Regions from separate parts of the Mus musculus genome. Here regions 1 and 2 are each linked to region 3. A link is a loop called in an ENCODE intact Hi-C map of the cell type or tissue named here. Cell type or tissue: left cerebral cortex. All regions are shown on one strand. Region 1 holds the start of Ccdc28a (coiled-coil domain containing 28A). Region 2 holds the start of Hebp2 (heme binding protein 2). Region 3 has its middle 4.4 kb from the start of Perp.

Evidence for each region. Hi-C counts contacts between places; a loop is a spot of excess contacts. Peaks named below come from ENCODE experiments on the same cell type or tissue, not always from the same donor. Only the 100,000 strongest peaks of a DNase experiment are listed, where the experiment ranks them.
Region 1: it touches region 3 in a loop (6-fold over the local background); 2 of 42 quality-filtered maps call a loop at or near these places.
Region 2: a loop joins it to region 3, with 3 times the contacts of the local background. A loop is called at or near these places in 2 of 42 quality-filtered maps.

The regions. Positions count from the first base shown.
Region 1 is chr10:18,232,599-18,235,098 of GRCm38, forward strand. It overlaps Ccdc28a (coiled-coil domain containing 28A), which reads right to left and starts at 2,383. Exons shown (of 6, transcript NM_144820.4): 1 at 2,254-2,383. In left cerebral cortex, CTCF peaks have their summits at 1,508 (motif pointing left) and 2,361; DNase peaks (open chromatin) are centred at 1,397 and 2,442; H3K4me3 peaks cover 1,069 bases; H3K27ac peaks cover 957 bases.
Region 2 is chr10:18,544,396-18,546,895 of GRCm38, forward strand. It overlaps Hebp2 (heme binding protein 2), which reads right to left and starts at 1,681. Exons shown (of 4, transcript NM_019487.3): 1 at 1,299-1,681; 2 at 683-818; 3 at 1-50. The coding sequence starts at 1,400. In left cerebral cortex, a CTCF peak has its summit at 1,531 (motif pointing right); DNase peaks (open chromatin) are centred at 868, 1,589 and 1,729; H3K4me3 peaks cover 1,383 bases; H3K27ac peaks cover 421 bases.
Region 3 is chr10:18,839,383-18,841,882 of GRCm38, forward strand. No RefSeq gene overlaps it. Among named protein-coding and RNA genes, the nearest start is that of Perp, 4.4 kb to the right of the region's middle. In left cerebral cortex, a CTCF peak has its summit at 1,558 (motif pointing left); no DNase peak of the experiment used is centred here.

The sequences.
Region 1 (2,500 bases), 610 kb before region 3:
GAAATGCCTCCATGAGATCCAACTGTAAGGCATTTTCTCAATTAGTGATCAAGGGGGAAAGGCCCCTTGTGGGTGGGACCATCTCTGGGCTGGTAGTTCTGGTTTCTATAAGAAAGCAGGCTGAGCAAGCCAGGGGAAGCAAACCAGTAAAGAACATCCCTCCCTGGCCTCTGCATCAGCTCCTGCTTCCTGACCTGCTTGAGTTCCAATCCTGACTTCCTTGGTGATGAACAGCAGTATGAAAGTGTAAGCTGAATAAACCCTTTCCTCCCCAACTTGCTTCTTGGTCATGATGTTTGTGCAGGAATAGAAACCCTAACTAAGACAATAATGTTACTCTCTTTAAACATACCAGAAGAGGGCATCAGATCCCATTGCAGATGATTGTGAGCCACCATGTTCAATTCTGGGAATTGAACTCAGGATCTCTGGAAGAGCAGCTAGTGCTCTTAACCGCTGAGTCATCTCTCCAGCCCTGTCTAATAATTTTTTAAAAAGCATTTTCTCTATTCACACATCTTCTAAGTATCTACTGTCTCTCTTCTACAAGCCAGGCACTGTCGTCAGTCCTGGGAAAGCAGCAATGAATTAGCCAAAGCCCTTAACCTCAAGAGGCCACCATTATATAAGTGACCAGTATAAACAAATCGCCCATGTAACTCCTCAGCCTCACTGGGCCTTTATCTGGCCTTTAGATCTCCCTTCTAAACCATACTCAAATACATGTATAATCAGGGCACCAGCGGACTAAGCTGCACCTTGAAGGCTTACATAATATACATTTTATTTACATGCTATTAACCACCACTCCTAGATATCTCTCTCTCTCTCCCCCCAAGGTGTCACTATGTAGCTTTGGCTGACCTGAAATTTGCTCTGTAGACTCAGCTGGCCCGAACTCATTAAAGGCATAGCTCTATCCCTCCTGGGATTAAAGGCATCAAAAGTGTGCACAGCTTCACCTTTTCTTTTTGAAAAACAATTCTGCTCTATGTCCTTGGCTGGCTGAGAAATTACTACGTAAGCCACGCTGGTTTCCAACCTGTGATGATCCTTCTCCCTCGGCTCTTGAGTGAGTCCTGGAAGGATGGGCATGTGCCACAAGTCTAGCTCTTTCGATTTGAATTTTCTTAATTCTATTATTAATTTATCACAAAAAAGTGTCAGAAAATGCATACCTGTTCCCCCCTTCAAATCGTTAACTGCACTATGAATTTAAAAAGATTTACTTTATGTATGTGAGTATAGTGTTACTCTCTTTAAACACACCAGAAGAGGGCATCAGATCCCATTACAGATGATTGTGAGCCATCATGTGGTTTCTGGGAATTGAACTCAGGATCTCTGGTCGTTTAAAAAATACTGTGGGGCTTAAGAGATGGCTCTGCAGTTAAGAGCACTGACTACTCTTTTCGGAGGTCTCTTTTGATTTCCAGGCCCAACAATGCTGCTTATGACAGTAACTTCTGTCCCAAGGTATCCAGTGCCCTCTTCTGGCCTCCAGGGGCACAGTGTGCACCTGTACACAGTCATCTAATAAAATTTAAAATCTAAAAGTGTTGAATTTAGTCCTGCCATGACTATTTTAAAAGACTGAAACTGACTTCTGTCACTCCTAAAAGAATTAGTCGGGAATTATACAGGTAATTTATTTTTGTTTTGCTAGCTGATGTGGGTTTTTCTTGGAAAAGGGTACAGCATTCAGTCTCTTGTCTCAGATACCAAGAGCGAATCCACTTGAGTCATTCGGGAATTGTTTAGCTGTAATACAGATTAAATAAAACTTTGAAGATGACGGAGCAGGTTTCCAAGAGATGAGGATCTGTATAATTGGTGATACATATAAACACGCTAACCTTCAAATCTATGGATGCTAATACACATTTGGTAACAAAAGAGGAGGAAAAAGCAAAAACCAGTTAATACATAAAGCATCGCCAATAAACCAATGGTCCCCGAGGGACCAAGCTTGCGATGTCCTCTTTTCTGAAAGATAACATCTGTCACAAGACCCTGAAATCCTTCTTGTATGACAAACACGAGGGACCTTTCCAGAGGGGACGAACTGCTCACGGTTGAATGTCAGGCCTCGCTGCCAACCAGAATCACCAGAGGTGCCTCTGGACTTTGCCTCATTCATTTCCCTTCCGCAACCCAGCCCTGCGATGACCCATCTACACTCAGCGGTGACCAGAGCAGGTGCTGAGGGGCTCGAATGAACAGGTTGCGGGGTCCCCTTACCCCATTACATACCGGAGGGAGAAAAGGCTGTGGTTACCCTTCCTCGGCTAGGAAAAGTAAGAGAGCGTTCAAAGCCTCCGCCAGGGCTGCATCAAGAGCCCAGCTCGTCTGCCTGGGTCACAAACCCAGGCAAGCGCCCTTTGTTTACGGAAGTGACGTAATCTGGGCGGGGCCCTCCGAGAGGCGAAAAGCCCCGCCTCTCCCAGGTCCCTTAGCGATGCTCGCGTCTCTGCTTTGGGCTCCGTCTTCCCATAGCCGC
Region 2 (2,500 bases), 290 kb before region 3:
GCCGGGCTCCACGTAGCTTGTCACGGGGGCTGTCAGCTTGATTTTCATCTCTACGTCATGGAAAAAATGAAAGCAATTTTAGCATATTATGGCTGATGTTTCTTGATTTCCTTTACATTACCACTATAAATATGTACCCTTGATATGTCTCATCTTTTTGTTTTTGTTTTTCTTTTATAAAGGGGTAGTGGTAGAATGACACATTACTCTACATTAAACAATTTTCTGTAGTGTTTTCTTGGGTTAATAAATTCTATATTTTTAAACATAAAGAAGAAATCACAGAAAACATGGGCCAATTATTTTTCTCTATATCTCAGAAATTGTGGTCCTAAGGCGAAGAGACTTGCAAAATTACACACACACACACACACAACTTGAGGCTCATGCCCTTGCATTTTCCTGTCCCTTGATATCACTATTAGAGGCATTTGGCACAGGAAAGGACTTCTCCCTAGGTAGAGTCCCATTTCATCTAGGAAAAAAAAAAAAAAATGAGGAAAGTATAGACCTTGACAAGCAGAACCCAGCAACACTCTACTGTAGCTACACTAAAGTTCTTGAAGCCAATCGTGAATAAAAACATTAGAGTTTCAGTCATCTGGTTATTCGTCTATTACAAAACAGAATTCTTCAGGAGACTAAAACTCAGTAATCGCAGCATCTCGGAGGCTACTTTTACCTTTCTCATTTTTGCCTTGAATGTAGCCATTCAATTTTGTGAAACCAGTCTGGATGGCTGAATCCCAGTCCAGGGACTCCACGCAAGTGCTGACCCACTTAGCCGGTCCGTAGTGCCGGATCTCATAACTTCCTGGCTAAAATGGTACAGAGAAAACTTAAGAGAAGTAACTCATGAACTCATGAACAAGCAGCAACTCATGAACGTCAGGAGGTGAGAGTCCCCAATACAGGAGAGCTGCAACCCTCTCCCCCCAAGGTCTAGCCTGAGGTTCCCGTTCTTTAGGACAAGCATGGACTCTCCTGAGGTTTCCCTACGGGTTGGAGAGCAGATACTGCCCTAAGGACAGATTACAAGCTTTTCTTAAATCGAAGCGCTGGGTCTGTGTAGTAGTAACCAGTTTCTCCCTACCCCACCCGCTCCGCGGACAGGAAGTGGATGTATGACTCTCTCCTGGGGTCAGCTAAACAACGCATCTCCTGGTTCGCGCAGATCTAAAATAGTATATATATATATATATATATATATATATATATTTTAACTTAACTCTAGGGGACTCTTCATATCACGGTAAAGTAGCCCAGATGAATCTTTGCGGGCCCTGGAAGACGCCTACCTGGGGGTCTATGTCCTCCGGAGCTTTCCAGCTCGGCATCTCCAAGGCCTGATCCTCTGAGCCCTCGGCCACCCCGAGGTCTGGCTCCGGCTCCTCTGCCATGAGTAAGGGCAGCTTGGGAGGGGCGCGCCCTGTTTGTGTTCACCGGCCACCCTGTTCTGAGTCCCCTCCCCACCGGCGCACGCTCGGCCCTGCAGCCCTTACTGCGGGTCCGTAGGACATTCTCGGTCTGAGCCACAAGGCGGCGTCGCGACCAACCTCAGGCTTGCGCCAGCCCTGGCCACACCCCTCTGCAGGGATAAGGTCAGGATCAGCTAGCTGATCAGACTGATCAGGATCGGCCGGCTGGCCCTGGGTCATCTAGGTCCTCTGCAGAGTCCCTCCCACCTAGCTGATGTTTTGCAGAACTGGATTGTGGGCAGTGGTGGGCGGAGGACTGAGCAGCTCCTAGCTCGGTTTCTGTGGAACCAGTCCGGGCACCCATTCAGGGAGCCTCTCCCTACATTGAAAACGCTGCCAGCGCCTCTGCAAAATCAGCTTCCTCCCCACCCTCACAAAAGAAAATCGCCTGCCCCAAGACTTCGCAGCGGAGCTCCAAGACCTCTAGCAGCTAGCACTCAGGACTCTGACTCCTGCTGCCCTTAGATCCTGGAGTCCAAATTGGGATCCGCAGACTGATTTATACTAGAAGGGCAGCCAGGGCCCACAGTTTTCAGGTTTGCTCAATGTGGAAAGTCAATGGAGACCCAGCATCTTTGGGGAGAGCAATGTGTGTGTGTGTGTGTGTGTGTGTGTGTGTGTGTGTGTGTGTGTGTGTGTGTGTTGTGTCTTGGGCTACTGAAACCATCTGAGTCCTCCAGTCAGCCCTGGAGGACGGGCCAGAGCACACACTAGTGCTCTTTAGATATTTTGGCTAGGCTTCATACTTTTTCCAAAAGATTTATTGAAATAAATTTATATATAATTCATCTCTTTTTTCTTTTAAAATGTTATACCGATATACAATTTATCTTGATCATATCCACCTGCCCCTCTCTCCCCTCAACTCCTGAAACCCCACTCTCCACCCCACCTCCACCCCATCACATCTTCCTTCCAAAATTCTTTGAGTATTTATTTAGCTCACTGGATTCAGCTAGTTCAACTCACATGCACTTAGGCTGGAGTCTATCACTGAGGCACTGAAAACCCATGCTCACACT
Region 3 (2,500 bases):
TCAAAGCTGATATTACAACTTTACATAAATACTTAGTACAAAATGTTTAGGACCATTTCATAAGCTGTTGGAAGTTCTGTTCTCATGCAAAGCCAGAATTAATTTAACTCATTTTTTTATGAAACTGAGTAATTTTTTAAAAAGTGAACATCCTAACGCATTAGAATCCACAGATATCTAATGAGTGATGACACAGAAAACTTTGAATCTTTGCTTTCATAATTAAGTTGTTGTGTTGCTAGGAGAGCAGAAAGCTGTGGGCAGCGAAGCAATGCAGCTGATGATGTACAGTGCTCTCTAATCTGAGCCCAGCTGTTTCAGGCATCATTGATTGACGCTGTGTGGAGTGATATCATGCAGTCCACATGTCACGTGTTCACAACCATGGCTGCAGTGCAGTTGCCCATCAACACTGCTGAGGGCTGCCAGAATAGCCCAGGTTCATTACACATGTGGTTTTAAGTTAACTTTAGGTCACTGCATGATCAGAAATCTTTCACTGTTTCCCATGTTTTTGTGATCTTCATAGTGTGACTCTAAATGGGGTTGTGACCCACAGTCTACACAGCCAAGATGCAGAGAACAATTCCCAAAGAGAAACTGCTGCATAAAGGGTCAGTGGTTTTCTCTGATTTGTTTTAAACAGTTATTCCATGTTGGTAATTACTTCACAAAGTGATTGATCTGCTGTGTATGATACTTTGTCTCTCCTGGTTTCCTAAGTGGGTACGGAACATAGAGATAGCCACAGGAGAACAACTAAATGCTTTGCTGTGCTTATCTTCCTGTTCAAACAAAAACCTTCAACTTGGGATATCTAAAAACTCATTGTGAACGATTTCCATATGTAATTTTACATGAGGATGATTGAGAGTGAATTTTCATACTTATTTTTTTCCATGACAAATGTGATCTTCCAAATAATAAACCAGTACTCAAGAAAGGAAAGTAAGAGGAGGATAGTTTCAGATCAAAAGAAAAAAGATTTGGATAGAACAAAGAGTTCTCCTGATGTCTCATCCAGTTCCTGTTGCAAACAGCTTACATTAGGATGTTAGGTTTCATTCATTAGAAGTAGTGCTTCATGCTACAACTAATACAAATATATCAGCAGATCTAAAGATAGAGGTATCATTGTTCACTATCATATCTATCATCTATTCACCTATCATTGATCTACATCTATTTATCTATTATCTCCCATCTCTACCTATCATGGCTTTATCACCTACCTATCATCTCTTTCTCTCCCTGTCTATTACCTATCCTATCTATCTATCTATCTATCTATCTATCTATCTATCTATCTGTAACCTATCTTATGGACCCATTTTGTTTGGAACAAGTCTTATATGACTTAGGCTGTGCTGAAAGGAATTCACTGTGTAGCCTAGGTTGGCCGTAAACTCATAGCAATTCTCTTGCTTTATTCTCTCAGTTCTGGGATGGCAGGAGTGCCTACGGCCAGACAGTTTTAAATGCTGTGTGGCTATTAGTTTTTCCCCAAGATTTGGTCAGTTTTGAATCTCTCTAATGTTATGCTGAAAACAATGTTCTACTGCCATCTACTGTCCCAAATTCTTTCTTGGTTTTGATTTCTAAGATTTTGTTTTCTTATTCTTTCTAACATTTCATAGCTATAGATTTCCTTTCAGATTAATCTTCCACTACTTCAAAAAAAAAATCACTAACACACTGAAGCTCATAGAGGTCGAGTCTCACAAGTAGCAGTGACGACCCATGAGTTCACTCAGATTCAGCACACATTGCTTAGTTCTCTCAAGTAGAAAAGGGATCCTGGAGATGTGAAATGAATGGTGGCGAAATCAGCTTCTGCAAGGATCTCTGAGTCTAACACAAAATCAACGAGACTGTTATAACACACTTCTATAGGACAAGTCCTCCCAGAGGACACAGGGAAGAGTGCTTTAGATTCAAAATGGGAATAAGGAATCAACCAAGCTCTAGAGACAGTTTCTTGACTGAACTAGACTTAAATTACTAGTAGAAAGGAACAATGCGAATAGAAAATTAGATGGTAAGAAAAACAAACAAACAAACAAACAAACAAACAAAAAAGAAAATTAGCTGGTAAGAAAAACACTCCAGAAGTAACATCAGGAGCAAAAGTGAGACTACTATCAAATATGTGAGAAAATATTCTTAGAGTGGAAGACAACAGAAGATGATGGGTGAGGACGGAGATGCAGCTGAGACCAGACATGAAGGTGTGTGCTTATCTCTTTCAGGAAGCACAAAGCTCATCTTTGTGATGATGGAGCATCAGTGAGCAGCACTGTGCACTACTTTTTCTTGGAGAGACATGAATACAAGACCCCCAAGACAAGCTAAAGAAATGATTCTATCCACACCCGGTTTAGTGAACCAATGAGCTCATTGAGTTATATGAAATTTAAGTGTATCTAAGGGGTTACTTACAGCACCCTTGGTGAAAGATTAGTTACATGAAGCCTGGGGACTGAGTTACTTACAACAGCAT